Regions from separate parts of the Mus musculus genome. Here region 1 is linked to region 2. A link is a loop called in an ENCODE intact Hi-C map of the cell type or tissue named here. Cell type or tissue: left cerebral cortex. All regions are shown on one strand.

Region 1 (8,000 bases), 86 kb before region 2:
TCCCACTTACTCTAGTCCTTAACTTTCCCAGTCTGTGGGAGGGAACAGGCGCTGAACTCTGCTTCTGAGAGAATACTGACCAGCCTGCTGCTCCAAACCAGGCCACAGCTCCTCTCCTCTCAGCCGCTGAGGGATGGAGAGCGTGCGTGCGAGGGTGGGAGCTTCCACCTGTGCTATGAGCTAGGAGGGAGTGCAAAGAATGCTGAATTTACCTCAGCACAGGGAACCAACCTGGGCAGCAGTAGGGAGGCAGGGTCTTCTTGCCTGCTGTGCCCACCTACTGGGACCTCTGATGGGCTACCCACCACCAAGTTTGAGGGTGTAGGTGATCTGAGGACTCTATTTCCCTATCCCGGGAGCACTTAACTGTAGCTATGCCAGTGAGGGTGTACAGACTCCCCCAAACAGACAACGATCCCCAAAGGACTGAAAGAGTTATAAAAATATACAAAGATATACTTTTTATTCTGCCGTTTTTCATATTTTTAAGAAAGCAATTAGTATTAATTATCTGACATTGGGTAAGAACTGGAAGATCACAGGTAATATATAAATTACGATTCTATGTAAAATACCAGGAGGAAGAACCCCTATTTCTTCATTCAAAATCTTGATAAATTTAAGTATTTTCCAAAAATAGACATTTTCACTGGGTAACTAATAGGCTGAAATGAACAAGAAAGGCCATCCTGGGCAACAGCGCACGTAGGTGGCTAACGACCAAAACAGGGTTTGTCAACTTCTTTCTTTTTGGTTTTCTTCCTTTTCTCTCTCTTATGATGGGGGGCGGGGAGGGGAGGGAATTGAATCGCATTGCCCCAGGTAAATGAAGCACTTCGGAGTTCTCTTGTGTTCCATTCTGGTTTACATAACCGGGAAGCGGCTGAGGGCCTGCCTCAGCTTTTCTGCGATCTGGTGAAAAAACAGAACAGTTGAGACATTTCCACCCCGAGATATTACAACTGAACAGTGTTCCATCCGCCCTCTTCCCAGTTAAACATAACCTTATCAAACCCTTTAGTTGGTCTGTTAGGCTCCTCTGCAGCCACTGGGACTCTGTGCCGTTTGACTCAGTGCCCCTGCTCCTGTCTACCTGCCCAGTCAGGTCCAAGGCCAGGCCATGCCTGGTGGTGGGGGCTACATTTTCAGACTAGCCCCTTCTCCGGAAAGCAAGTGCACAGAGTCCCCTTCTTTTCTAGACAAGTATGAACACTAAGACTCCCTGTTATGGAGGTAGCGGGCATGTGGAGTTTGCATCTGACAGCCCAGGGTGCACTGGGAATCTGCTATGTGCCTACCCTCCCATAAGGGTACTCAATACCCTTAGGCTCAGGTTCCTTAGTCATCTGGGGACCTTAAACATTTGAAGTGCAAGTGTACAGTAGATACTCATACATGTTTGCTCCATGTACAGAAATGTAAGTGTTAATAATTTCAGGGATATTTGCTCTAAGACGACAGTGACAAAGCACATGGTTTTCTGTGTTGAATTACAAAAATTATAGCATGTGTGGGCTTGATAATTAATAAATCCACAGTATGAGCACCTTGAGAGCTACCTTTCCAACGTTTTCTCAGAGACACATGTAACCTACTATGTCTAACACACAGAGGGGCTAAGCCCAGCAGCGACAGGAAAGTCAGAAGACACAGACAGCCATTGTGACAGAGAGTGCTCCAGAGTGAGTCCATCCCCACACATCAGGTCCATGTGTTTTAAATGCACCTGTTTAAATGTACATGTAACACGTGTACCTTGTGTGTAATTGTGAATTGTGAGTCGGCAGCTTTTTCCAGAACTCACAAGGTGTTTTTGCCAGAGTACAACCCAAAAGCGACACATGCAGAGATGTGTTCTGAGGGCTAGCCTGTATCTCTGAATGCATGGAGGCAATGGCAGGCTGAGCACCAAGGCTACCGCAAGCGCTCACTGCTCCTCTGTGCTGCCCTGCAGGGCCTGAGTTCAAGCACACCGACGAGAAGTGTGGAAGTGTGTAACGAAGGAGAACAGCACAAGGCAGAGGAAGGGAGGGAGGATTTATGTTTTCCTTACAGTTCGCTGAATGAAAATGTTAAAACATTGTGTTATTTTGGTTTTCCTGAAGAGACTCCTTTGGTAACTGTAAAACCTGGGTCACAAGCAACGGCTGCCTTTGGTTATTTCTCTAACTGAAAACGATACAACTTGTGGGTTAGCAGGGTGACCTCAATCCTCTGGCACTGTCCCCGTGCGTGGAGAGGCTCAGAAAGAAGGAAGTCACACAGTCAGGACTGCTCAAGGCTTTAAAACTAGGAACCAATGTCTGCTCTTCAAAGTAAAGCTTAAACATTTCCAAAGATTATACCTATTCATTTTCTTTTCTCTGCAGCTCCTCTGCCTGTAAGTATGTGTATGTGGCTTGTGTGTGGTTGGTGCCCGCAGAGGTCAGAAGAGGGCATGAGACCCCTGGAGCTGGAGTTAGAGATGACTGTGAGCCATAGTGTGACTGACAGAAACTGAGCCTGGGTTTTCTGTGACAGCAGCAGGAGCTCTTAAGCACTACGCTGTCTCTCCAGGCCCAGGAAAGCTTTTTTGATCCAATATTCCTCAGATGGAATTTTAAAAGATTAAAAAAAAAATCAAACCACTAAACTCTGTTCAAAATGTAAGCCCCTTTGGTTTATCACTCAGGAGTAAAGATTATAACTGACCAAGTCTATCTAGTCAAGGGCACTAGGCCAAAACCTCCCTCCCTTCACACATGTACATGGGGGGATGTTGGGAGGGGACACTCACTGCCCTCACACCTGTGGATGGGGGATGTTGGGAGGGGACACACCTGTGGATGGGGGTGTTGGGAGGGGACACTCACTGCCCTCACACCTGTGGATGGGGGTGTTGGGAGGGGACACTCACTGCCCTCACACCTGTGGATGGGGGTGTTGGGAGGGTACACTCACTGCCCTCACACCTGTGGATGGGGATGTTGGGAGGGGACACACCTGTGGATGGGGATGTTGGGAGGGGACACACCTGTGGATGGGGATGTTGGGAGGGGACACACCTGTGGATGGGGGTGTTGGGAGGGGACACTCACTGCCCTCACACATGTGCATGGGGATGTTGGGAGGGGACACACCTGTGGATGGGGGGTGTTGGGAGGGGACACACCTGTGGATGGGGGGTGTTGGGAGGGGACACTCACTGTTTCATAGAACTGCACTTGCTGCTCCAGGTAGAGGCGGATGACACTGTTGTAATCATAGATCCGGTTACTGTGAAAGTGATTCATCTCAGCTACAACAAAATTATCACAGGGATTAGTTCCCAGCAAGACTTCGAATAACAACATGACATTCTCTGCTTGCCTAAGACTCGTCATCAGCAGGACTTCATCTGGCTGCTTCTAAGAGGCACCAGTTCTCAGCCCAAGTCTACCAAGAGCCTAGAAACACAGCTGACCCCTGCAGCAAGTGCCACTGTCTAGTAATGGATGGCTGTCACTGACTAGCTGAATTCCACTGACAGCCTCAGTCTGCACAGGCACATGTCTGTCAGCCTTCACCAGACACAGAGACGGCCATTGCTGTTCTTTTCTCTGACACACGCACACCTCTAGAAATCAGCTGCTTTCTTTCTAACTAAATTATGTCTAAGTGATACCCACAAGCCTCCTTTAGATTCCATGGTCCCAGAGCACAGAGTTCACAGACCTCTAGAAGCTGTACTAAATGTACTAATTTATGCATTTTTTTAAATTGTAGAAGTGCTCTGTCTGCATGCACACCTGCACGCCAGAAGAGGGCATCAGATTCCTTTACAGATGGTTGTGAGCCACCATGAGGTTGCTAGGAATTGAACTCAGGACCTCTGGAAGAGCAGCCAGTGTTCTTAACCACTGAACCATCCCACCAGCTCTGGACTTTGGAATTGAATACAACAGTGTGATATTAAAGGCTGTTAACAGAATGTGTCACTTAGAAGTAATGATGTATGGGTGTAATCACCCACAGCTATCCCAAGTTCATCTGTAAAATAAAACGCTACCTAGAAGCAGATAGACATTTTAAATTAGCTTTGAATTTCACTGGGACTCAACATTTGGATTTCTACCAGCAAGCAGGTTTGACGCTGGGAGCTGGGAACAGCTCTTCCCAGTTACTCACCACCCTTTCTCTTACCTTGCAGAGCGTAAGACATGGTGCCAACTCTCTTCACCATGGTCTGCTTGTCTTGGGGAGTAATTTTACTAGTTGCAACCAGCTTATCACTTTCTTTCACTTTTTCTATTGCTCCCTGGAAAATACATAAATGTAACAGTATTTAAGAAGACAAAGCAAAGAGCAGTAGTCATTAGCTGAAGATGCAATGCTGACACTCTGTGGTACAGAGCAGAACATCCCAGGCCAACTCCCTCTAAGTCCCTCTGAAGCCTGAAGGCTGATGCTCCTGGAAACTGCAATAAAGCTAGAATGTGCAGTGCTACACACTGTGATAAGAGAAACAAACAAAACTCTGCCCATGTAAGATTCTGCGCTGTTGGTGTCAGGAGTACACAGAGGAGAAGGGATGAGAGGTCAGAAAGGCACATGAGCTGTCTCAGGGGCACGTGTCCTCTCTGCTGCTATGACACAGCATTTACGAGCGAGCCGGGCTTGGCTGTGCAGACTGCAGGGCTTTCCTTTGTTGTTTGTGAGAGGTCCTGGGTCCTGTACTCTCATTCTGGATGGAAGCAGCTGTAAACACTGGCGCTGGTCCTCACGCAGCTCCAGACACCACTCAGTACTTATGTCCCCCGCAAAGACAGCTCCACTGTGAAGTGTAAGCGAGGCTCCAGGCCTGACCCTCCAACTCTGCTGCTCAAGTTCTGACGAGCCAACCTCCTGAGTTTCATATGAAGCTGTCTGAGTTACACAAACATTGTTTGTGCTGCTCCTTCATGATTCCTCATGGAGCACTGCTGAGACACAGACCAGCCCTTTGCTGAGAGCTTCCTAACAAATGCAAGGGCACCTCAACACACTAGCGTACCACAGAGACCCTGAGAGGAAATGCTAACCAGCATTAAATCATCAAGATCTACCAACTAACTTTTAAATTTAGTTTTAAAACTTTATGGTGGGACTTAGGATACTGTGCCTTCATCTTCCTTTTGACACAGGGTCTCAGTGTGTAGTCCTGTCTGGCTTGGAACTTATCTGTAGACCAGGCTGGCCTCAAACTCACTGCTGGGATTACAGGCGTGCACCACCACATTTCTTGTGGATACACGTAGGATCTAAACAACTGCGGCTCGGCGATGCTGTGCGTCTGGGAGGCCCTGAGAGCACAGTGACTTACCTTGTGGGCACCAATGATGTCCGGGAAGCAGCCGAGAAAGCCTTTGTACTCATGGTTGCACTCCATCAGGAAGTGGAGGTCCTTCTTTGGCTATAACGAGACACAGGCTGGCTGTTACTAGTGGAGGATTTAGAAAATTAAAGAGAAGAAACTAATGAGGAATGATGCCCACATCCTCCTGTGTGACAGAGGGCTGAGTGCTGCTTCTTTACTGAAATGCTCTCACTGTTTAGGGTCTGGCTGGCCTTGAACCCACATACATCTGTGTGCCTCTGGCTCCTGGGTGCTGGGATTAAGGGTATGTGCCATCGTGTCCATCTGTGCCCCCACCCTGGAGAGTCAAGTCTCTGCGGGATTGGGTGCATCCACTGAGGCCAGAGATGGCAGCCCTCTGCTACATATGTGTCCTGGGCCATTTTTAATCAATAAAATACAGGCATAAAATTATAACAAGCAAAGATGTTACCGTTTAATGTCTATATTTTAATAGACAATAAAAAATACTGCCTACATTCCTGAGGCTCATCCAAGGCACTTCACAGATGAGGAAAGCAAGCTAGAGAGGGCAGGCAGCAGTGCAAGGGCTATGCCAGGGCTCCTCGCCACTCTAGCCTCTGGCTGAGAGTGGGTCAGAGGCACCGTGGCCAACTCACTTCAGTTCCATCCCCTACCTTCATTTTTGGACGGTGTTGGGATCAAAATCTGAGCCTTACAGATATGAATAGCAATCTAGGCCAACTACCACTGAGCCACAGGACCCCCACACACACACACACACACACACTTAGATTCTTTTTTTTTTTTTTTTTTTTTTTTTTTTTTTTTTGGTTTTTTGAGACAGGGTTTCTCTGTGTAGCCCTAGCTGTCCTGGAACTCACTCTGTAGACCAGGCTGGCCTCGAACTCAGAAATCCGCCTGCCTCTCCTCTCAAGTGCTGGGATTAAAGGCGTGTGCCACCATGCCCAGCCTAGATTCTTTTTCTTTGTCTTCTTGAGAAAGGGCCTTACTCTGTAACTGAGATCAGCTTAAAACGCTCCATGTTGCCAGGCCCTGCCAGGCGTGGTGGCGCACGCCTTTAATCCCAGCACTTGGGAAGCAGAGGCAGTCGGATTTCTGAGTTCGAGGCCAGCCTGGTCTACAGAGTGAGTTCCAGGACAACTAGGGCTTTACAGAGAAACCCTGTCTCGAAAAATCAAAAAAAAAAACCCAACACAACAACAACAACAACAACAAAAACGCCCCATGTAGCCCAGGCTAGCCTCCAGCCTCTGGTGTTCTAGTACTACAGGTGTAAGCTACAGGTGTAAGCTACAAAGCTTCACTTGGATTTCTTAATGAGACATTTGTCTTCTCTGGCTTAACTGAAAAAGAAAAACATTATCACTAAATAAAATGAACAGAAAGCCACAGAAACAGAAAGGGGACAGCTGTTTGGGTTTAAACAACCAATGTGGGCTGGGGAGTGTGATCCCAGCAGTACCTGCTCTGCCACAAGGCTGGCGATCTCCTCATACGTCTTCCCAGCTTCTGTGATTGCATCGTTAAGGTCGGTCTCTCCTGAAACAGACAGCAGTCTTGGAAGAGACTATACTGTGTTACACATATTCCCCCACACTTACGGTTTTTGTTACAGACTTTATTGATAGTTTTAGTGTAGAAAACTTAAAAACTGTCAACGTTGGTGAGAACTCCCATCCCCCACTCTTTGGTTTCCAGACAGCAGATGGTGTCTGTGCTTTTAATGTCAGCTTGACATAAGCTGTAGAGTCATTGGAAGAAGACACCTCGGCTGAGAAAATCAAAAACTAGGCTGGCCTCGGGTGCATTTTCCTTACTAATGATCACCGCAGGAGGGCCCAGCTCACCGTGGGTGGCTCCACCCCCTAGGCTGGTGGTCCTCAGTGCTATACAAAAGGGGGCTAAGCTAGCTAGGAGGCACAGGCCAGTAAACAGAGTTCCTCTATGGCCTCTGCAACAGTTCCTGCCCTGACTTTCCTCAATTGTAAGCTAAAACAAATGCTTTGCTCCAAGTGGCTTTTGGTTAGTGTTTGATCACAGCCATAGAAACTCTAACTCAGACAGTGACCAGCTTTTCCATCTAGACCCCGTGCTCCCGGTTTCTCTTTTCCTGGGACACACATCACGTTCTAGGCAATCTTTAAAGAACAAGGACACTGCGGCACACCTAGGAAAAGGTCATGGCTCTGCTCTCACGAGGAGCAGAGCAGCGTGTGGGCCTCCAGCACCTCAGGCAGGCTCTGTGAGAGCCAGTGTGCAAAGGTAGTGCACACACAGACAGGATGGCATGTTCCTTAACCTGGGGCTCTTGTCACCCCTGTCTTTTTGTGGGGTGTTAGGAGTGTGAGTCATGCACTACACACTCAATGTCTGTGGTGACACCCTCTGTCCCTCCCATGCCCTCACGCGGGCCACCAGGCCTGGAGGCTTAACCTGATCCATAGTCAGTTTCTAGCTGAGTCTAGTTTTTGCACTTCCAGAAGCGGCCTCGATCGTCTCTGACAGAACTGCACCTTTCTCTGACATCGCTTCTTTGTTCTTCTTTAAAACTCTTCCATCAGGAACCCCTGCTTTGCGGAGCCCCTGGCCACCACCAAGTGACATCTGAACAGGGAAAGCAGCGCCAATGCGTGTGCCTGTCGTTACAGTTTCAGAACTGCAG
Region 2 (8,000 bases):
CAAAACGGTTGTTAGCTTACAGTTGGAGATGCACTACTCCATTAAAGCTATAGTGTGTAGGTCACTTCACATTATACTGTATGTACACTGCATGGTGCTCAGTAGAACATCACCGTGTTCTTCCAAACCGTCGCTGGGGATACAAAGGTAAGCAAACACAAAACTCCAGCCTCCAGGGACCCACAGCATCCTCAAGGAGGCAGCCACCAGTCATGGAAGCACACATAATTGGCAGGGGATGGCATGAGAGGCTTCTGGGAGGTGCTGCTCTAGGCTAAGACCTCACAGGCACAGCAATTCAAGAAGAAGGAACAGCAATGCATGCCTACAGGGCTTGCTTCAAAGGGTCTCAGTACAGAGCCCAGATTGGCCTTGAATGTGGATCTCCCTGACTCTACTTTCCCTAGAACTAGGATTCCAAGTGGACATCACTAAACTGTGTTGAAAGCTACCAAGTTTTAAGTCGTTAAAGTTAAGCTATTATTTGATTTCAGGTGATAAAGGCAAGAGATAGCAAAAACTATCTTGGCAAAGCTGTTTGCTTTCTAATCTCTTACTCCTTTGTTAAATTTTCATGTTGCTATTGTTATAGGATCTTTCTTTCACCACACACACAGAGATTTAAGTCATATAAAATACTGTCACACAGAAGTGATTGGGAAGCACCCTATATTCTGTTTTTAAACTTGTAAAAGCAGCTAGGTGTTGCAGCACACGCCTTTAACTCCAGCACTGAGGAAGCACAGGCCCATAGATACCTGGGTGGTAACAGTCAGCTTGGTTTGCAGAGCAAGTGCCGGGCAGTGAGAACTACATAGCGAGACCCTGCCTCAAAAAACAAAACCATTCCACCCTCCAAAAAAAGACTAGAAAAACAGTCTTAACGTGTGTGCTCTAATGAATGCACACACTCAAGTGTGCATGTGTGTGGAGCCAGGAGGCCAGAGGTCACAAGGGTCACCCTTCTTGCTGCCGATCATATTTTCAGTGAACCAGGCACTAGCTGACTCAAGGTTAGGTCAGGCTGGCTGACTAGTGGGGCCTGATAGGGCCTTCCCAGGGCCATAACTAAGGAGTGCACACTTGGCTTTATTTATTTATTTATTTATTTTAACCTTGATTCTGGAACTCAGGGCCCCATGCGTGTACACTTTACATCTGAGTTCCATCTCCTCAGCTCTTAACTTTAATTCTTAAGAAGCTTCAGATAGGGGTTTCTAGTATTAAAATGAAGGAGTGTTTAGAAGAGATCGCAAAGTTGCTTCTGAACTATCCTCATGAATCTAGTCCAGTATGGAACCTCACTTCCTACCCAGATTTCTAATGTTCCACACTCATCTAATTCACCCAAAAGGCTGCATAAAACATACATATAATGTCAGATACTATATATGGAAGGGGAAGCTGGAAGGGAGGGATTAGCACCCCACGATCTTTACTACTGCTATAAAGTGACCATGTAATAGCAAAAGGATCCTCCATATCAATTAGCAAATGTTAATCCTGGTTTGGAACTTACAGCTAACCATATAGAGATAGATCAACTGCCATGAATTATTTTATGCTCATTTTTATATATACAAACAATTCTCAAGGCCTGATCCTTTAGATAAAACTCATTTACTCAAATTCACTTCAGGATTACGTCAGAGAATAATGTTAAGAAGCATCTAACACAGGTCAAGACTGAGACACTCTCAAGGCCTGTAGCCCTGTTTGCTAAATAAGACATGACTGGACTCTAAGCTGTGTGCGAACTTAAGCAGAGCTCAGCAGTCTACTGAGGAAAGATTAGAAACGAAACCCAGATGATCCCTTTAAAGCATATAGTTACTGACGAATTGTCTTTAGCAATGAAGATCTGCCCAATTAAAGCTCTACACAATTTTTTTTTCTATTATGACTCTACCAAAAGCTCTTAAAAGTCATGAGAATTCAGGGCTAGCGAGATGGCCCAGTGGTTACGGAGCACCACTGCTCTTGCAGAGGAACAGGATTTGGTTCCTAGAATCCACGTGACTACTTACGACGGTCAGTTGACTCCAGTTCCAGGGAATCCAGATCCCTCTTCTTGGAACAAAACACCCATACACATAAAATAAATATTTTTCAAAATAATCATGTGACTTCAGAGATAAGTGTATATTCAAGAAAATATTGTAAGAACGACTTAGACTAAAACTGTGTATGGGAGAATTAAAGCCATTTTCCCATAAGCACTAAGGCAATCCCAACCCTACCAGCTGTCCACGTGATGCATTCATTTCCCAACACTTAGCTCTTATAGCAAAAGCCTGGGCACTACTTGGGCTTAAACGTCATTGAGTCCATCATCAGTCCTTGCTAAGTACACCTGACCACCTACAGGGTTCAAGGAAGGGAAGAACTCCAACTCTTCAGCTGTGGGGAAGGGAAGAGGTGTGTCTTTCAGGGACCAACTCAAAAATGAGCTTTGCTTTGACACACAAACGGAGAAAAGCGCAGAGGAGTTCCCTTTAACGAGGCTTTCCCAACCAGCCCCTTTCTTCAGAGGGCAGTGGTTTGTCCTCTGGTCCACCTGGGGATGCGGCCTCTTGGAACTGTGATTACAAACTAGGGAAGGGCACCAACAGGCAGCCAGGAGAGCTGGAATTTGCCTTCAGAAGCAGATAACAAGTAGGAAGTGCTTACACAGGTAGTGAGGCAGTGTGCAGAGGGGTCACAGGCACCTCAATTTCAGCCCAAGGACAGCCGTGCTTTTTCACTGGAAACATAAGGCTTCGCCACCATCAAATAAAACTTTTTCCTCTGCTTGGATATATGCATTACTTGCTAAGCTGAAGTAGGCATGCATGCCTCAGATCAGTACAAATATTACAGAATAGGGTCTATGTCACAAATCATTGTCAATGTTGCAAGATAACTCTGTAATTGAATTTTCAATTTCTGAAATGTCTAGGCAACAAACCTCAAAAATCCTCTGCTTAAATTAGGTTTCATCTCCAACAAAGTTTGTCACAATATAAGTATATTGAAAGGTAGGTAGTTGTCTTATATCTAGGAAAACCAAGCAACAACTGCTCAGATATACTACTAACAAGGCAATTATTTCAACAGTAGCAGTAGGTTTCTGAAGAAGCTTCATTTACATATAAACACTACACCTAGACAGAGTCAGGACAGAGAAAATGAATTTTTCTGGGCCCCAACTTCAACAGACTAAATGAAATCAGGCACTTCTGACCTTCCAAATTCCTTAACACTTTCCTATACCTTCTATAAACACCCATCTTTAAAAAAAAAAAAAAGTTTTCATCAAGCCAGAAGTAGCTTAGACGTGTCAAAAATAAATCTGGAAAAGGCACGCTGTTTGTAAAGGTGACATAATCAAAGCTCCGAGTACCAGTCTGTCTGCTACCCGCACATCGCAGGTCTATCAGAGGTTCACCTATGGTGCCTCCCACCCCAGGTCCTCACTTCCAAGGCTTAGGCTTTTCCCGGTGGCTATTTCATTCCCAAGTGACTACTGAAACCGCACAAGAAAAAGGAACAGGAGAAACTAATTTTTGTTGTTGTTGTTTTGTTTTTGCAGACTCAGATAGCAAAAACGGACTGCTAATTTCACAAACAATAACAAAAAAATAAGCAAACCAAGATTCCTGGCCATTTACCAAGCAGGAACCAAAGTTCCACTAAGCAGTTGGGGCCTGGGCCTTTTATGTTTTCTTTCTTTCTTTTTCTTTTTTTTCTGCCGGCAAACACGTAATCTAAAAGCACAGTCATTTCCCTCTTGATACTTTATTCGCTCCGAAAACGTCCCATTCAAACAGAAAAAGCCAGCCAAAACCAAAAGGAAAAAATGAGAGCCTGGAAGGCAGTGGACGCGGAGGGAGCGTGACTCCCGGAGGCTGCAGCGTCCTCCCCGCCCGGCTCGAGCGCCGGGCTGCCGTACGGAGGAAGGAGGCAGGCGCCAGGCTCAGTGCGGAGCGGCAGCGTCCGAGTGGCCCGCGCGCTGCTCCGGGGCTACGGGAACTCCGCGTGCCGGGGCGCCCGTCTCCGCTCAGGTGCAAACTTTGCGGAGCCGCCGCCGCCCAGGGGGAGCGGACCCCAGCGCTCGGCGTGACCCCGCTCTGGTGCCCGAGGTCGCGGGGTGAGGGGTGGGGGGAGCTCGCGAGCGACGCGTCGGGGCGCTTCGGCCTCGCCACGGCGCCGCGGAGCCGAACGGCCGGTCCGGCCTGCGCCGCGCGCCCCTCACCTTGGTGGCCATGGCGGGCGGTTCCCCGGCCCCGGCGGGCCGGCTGGTCTCCCGTGCTGCGGAGCTTCGGCCCTAAGCGGGCGGGGAGGTCGACTCCGTCTGCGGTTCGGTGGCTGCGGCCCGGCGCGGCGGCTCCGCCTCAGTCCTGCTCTCGGCGCTCCGGCCCCCGCGGCTCGGCGACTCCCGCCGCCGCCCGCGCCTGCAGTTCCTGAAAGTCCCGGCTGCGCGGCCCCCGCCCCCGCCGGCCAAGCCTCCCATGGACCGCGGCGTGCGCGGCGGAAGCGCGCCTGGGGCCTCGGCCGCAGCCCGGCCTCCTCGCCCGCCCCGGCCTCCGCCCCGACCCCGCCGCCCGCGGCTCCGAGCGCAGGGCCCTGGCTGGAGCGGCGGCTGCGGGGTCGGACGGGCGTCGGGGTCGCGGCCTGGTCGCCGCCGCCGCCGAGCCGTTCGCTGGGCGCGGCGCCGAGGGGGGCTGTGCCTCAGGCCCGGCTCTCTGCGAGCCGGAGAACGGTGATCCCCGGGAACTGACGGGAGCCACCCGCCTGGGATCCCGGGCCCACGGCGGGGCTTGCTGAGGGATCGGGGTGCTTGGGGGTGACTACTGCGAGCGCCACACGGACAAGCCAGCCCAGGGCGAGCAATGGCTTCCTGCATCTAGGCTGCATGGGATTTCTCGGAGGCTGTGATCTGGCCTGGGCTTCTGGGCCTGGACGCTTGGGGACTCCACCTGAGATGACCCAATTCTGCCCTTTGGATTGTTTAAAAATGCCTCAAGAAGTTTGAGGGCGCAACAGGTTTCCTTAAGTTAAAAGAGAAGCCCGAATTATAACATCTTTGATTGAGAGTAGTTTGTCTGCAGTTGGATCTGTATGGGTTTTATTAATAAACGAATGGTTTGAATTGATCGATGAGACTTTCACAAAAGATGAGACTGGAAGATTTACCTTAATCAGTGCAATAGTTTAATGCAGTTGTTTATAATAAGGATGCATCTTCTAGACAAATAAAATCGACTCTCTTATCCCAGGAAGTTGATATTTAATTTTACTGTCAAATTTGTAGCTTCTAGGACTGGGGGTGGTAGAAAGAATGACACATAGGTGTTTGCACCCCAGCACTGGGGAAAAAAAAATGTTTTTTTTTACTGACCAGAGAATTTGCAAGTTACAGCCAAAAATAGTGTTTAAGTGGTAATTCAGAGTTTTCTGTGGATGTTTGTGTGTATCAATGCTATAGTCAGGCATGGAAATATTCTTGTGTCTGTGTGTGTGTTACTGCTAGCTAGTGTCATGTCTACTTGACAAAGGCTAGAGTCATGTTAGAAGTAGGGGACCTCATCTAGGGGAAAACAAAAACAAAAAACACCAGATTGACTTTCAGTCATGCCTGTGGTGTATTTTCTTGATTATTAAAGGTGTGTGAAGGCCCAGCTATGTCGCCCAGCCCACATCTGTGCTGGTGGCCCTTGTTGCTGTAAGAAAGCAGGCTAATCAAGCCCTGGGGGACAAACCAGTAAGCAGCTGCCCTCCATGGCCTCTGCATCAGTTCCTGCCTTCAGGTTCCTGACCTGAGTTTCTGCCCTGATTTCTTTCCATGATGGAGTCTGACACAGGAGCGTAAGCAAAATAAACTCTTTCCTCACCAAGTTGCTTATCATAGGATTTATTTTATCACCACACTAGGAACCCTAACACACACATACAAGTTATGAGTGTGAACATGCATATAGCACGTGTGAAGTCAGAGGACAACTTATAGGAGTCTATTCTCTTCTTCCACCACGTAGGTCCTGGAGGTCAAACTGAGACAGTGGCTGCCGAGTCCTTATCAGCTGAGCCATCTGGGCAGTCCAGGCTGTTGTCCTTCTCCTGACAGGAACAGGGAAGTCATTGAGACCCTTCTTTCTGTATTCTAGACAGGAAGCCCATATCCTATTTAACCCTTTGAAAAAGTTATTATTTATTTACAATGATAAATCATGGCTCAAATAACTGACTTGGTAATATCAAAATTGAAAGTAACCCTAGCCTTAGGACCAACAGCTTCTAAGGACAAATTCTCCATTCAGACTGGGACACGTCAGCAAAGATATTTATCAAAGCATTTTAAGCCCCAAAAGAAAACATCCATGTACTTGTTAAGAGGATTGTCCCAGTAAGACATAATTATATGAATTTATGTTCTAGGAGGCTTATATAAGGCTAATACAATCAATCCTTTCTCTTCACACATTCCCATCCCCACATTCAGCCAGTTTCAGATTGAAAATATCTGAAAAGAAAAAAATGCCTCTGTACTGATTGTAAATTATTTTCTAAACAACAAAATAACAGCTATTTATCTACCTACAGTTTGTACTACAAATGGTTCAAAAGATGGGAGGCTGCATAAAAGTTCTATGGGCACGTTATGCCCATTTTTGTGAATGGAATTGAACATTTTCAGAGTTTATAGCTACAGAGAGTCTGGGACCCATCACCCATGGATATCAATGGCAAACAGTATTTTAAGAGTATTGCCAAACACGGAAGAAAATATTGAGTGTACAATCCACATGTGTGAAAAGTAAAGAAATGGTGTACAAGTGCAAAAAAGTCTAGAAAGTTTAACCAGATCATACTGGCCATGCTTAAAAAGAATTTTAAAGCATAAATTTATATTAAAATTTAATTTTATGTGTATGAATGCCAAAAGAGAGCATTGGATCTCCTGGCCCTGATGCTATAGATAGTTGTGAGCTATCATCTGTGCGCATCAAACCTGAATCCTCTGGCAGAGCAGCAAGTGTCCTTAGCCACCAACACTTCCCCAGCCCTGTTTAAAGTTCATGTTTTAATAAGCAAATAACTCACGTCTTAACTTGATAAACAAGTAAACACTTGTTTTAAAAATGTTTCCCTAATAAACAAGTAAAGCCACCCATGTTTTTACTAGGCAAAGTGTGAATTGCTATGAACATGGGAACACAAAGTTCTCTTTGAGATGTGACTATACCTGCTTGTAGGTTCAAATAGGAAGTGTCTCCCCAAGGCTCAGGTGTTAAAGGCTTGACTTCCTGTTGTGGAATAGGTGACTGAGCGATCATGAGAATGCTGAGACAAACTAACGAATGGATTAGTCTATTGATGGATTCATAATCTAATGACATTATAAAGTAGAAATTTCTAGAAGTGGGGTGGAGCTGAAAGAAGCAGGTCGCTGAGGCATGTTCTTGAAGCTTATACTTGCTCTCTTTTGTTTTAAATAAAAGCTCATGATTGTGTTGTCTTTGTAACAAAACCAGCTTAGAACTGGGCCTCTTAGCCCTTTCTCTTCTTACTGCCTCCCAGTCCTTAATGCTCACATCTGTGAAGAGCCAACCTCTCTCAGACCTGCAGCATACTCAAGTCTCCCAGTCTGTTTATAGTTTGTCTCCTGTGGGAATAGGCTTAGTCTGCCTACCAGGGCCATGCTGTTTCCTGTCATAACAGGACTTTCCCTCAGCATACAAAAAATCCTTACCTTTCTTGTACTATGTTACTTGGTGGGGCCAGTGCTTGCTACAATTCTTGCAGAAAGGTGGGTCTTAGGATCAGCACAAGATAAAGTATCTTACAGCTTCCTGGCAACCATGAGTGAGGAGCTGTGCTCCATTATGCCTGTCAGGTTGATGGGGAACTAATTGACCTTAGACTGAAACCACCATTTAAAATAAAGCCCTGCCCACAATTATTTCAGGTATCGGTAACTGTTACAAGATGCTAGAACACTGCTTGAGAGATTATATGAT

Evidence for each region. A loop is a pair of places that touch in the nucleus more often than their neighbours do. Peaks named below come from ENCODE experiments on the same cell type or tissue, not always from the same donor. Only the 100,000 strongest peaks of a DNase experiment are listed, where the experiment ranks them.
Region 1: a loop joins it to region 2, with 1.9 times the contacts of the local background. A loop is called at or near these places in 1 of 42 quality-filtered maps.

Annotation. Positions count from the first base shown.
Region 1 is chr17:5,923,482-5,931,481 of GRCm38, reverse strand. It overlaps Snx9 (sorting nexin 9), which reads right to left. Exons shown (of 18, transcript NM_025664.6): 14 at 6,801-6,877; 15 at 5,321-5,410; 16 at 4,162-4,276; 17 at 3,186-3,277; 18 at 1-912. The coding sequence ends at 865. Gm46599 (a long non-coding RNA gene) reads right to left here and starts at 3,176. Exons shown (of 2, transcript XR_001782195.1): 1 at 3,014-3,176; 2 at 2,131-2,951. In left cerebral cortex, CTCF peaks have their summits at 3,777 (motif pointing right) and 7,996; a DNase peak (open chromatin) is centred at 7,022.
Region 2 is chr17:5,837,781-5,845,780 of GRCm38, reverse strand. Snx9 (sorting nexin 9) reads right to left here and starts at 4,457. Exons shown (of 18, transcript NM_025664.6): 1 at 4,235-4,457. The coding sequence starts at 4,246. It overlaps Gm35474 (a long non-coding RNA gene), which reads left to right. Exons shown (of 2, transcript XR_876357.2): 2 at 1-69. In left cerebral cortex, no CTCF peak of the experiment used is centred here; DNase peaks (open chromatin) are centred at 3,992, 4,399 and 4,807; H3K4me3 peaks cover 2,018 bases; H3K27ac peaks cover 1,590 bases.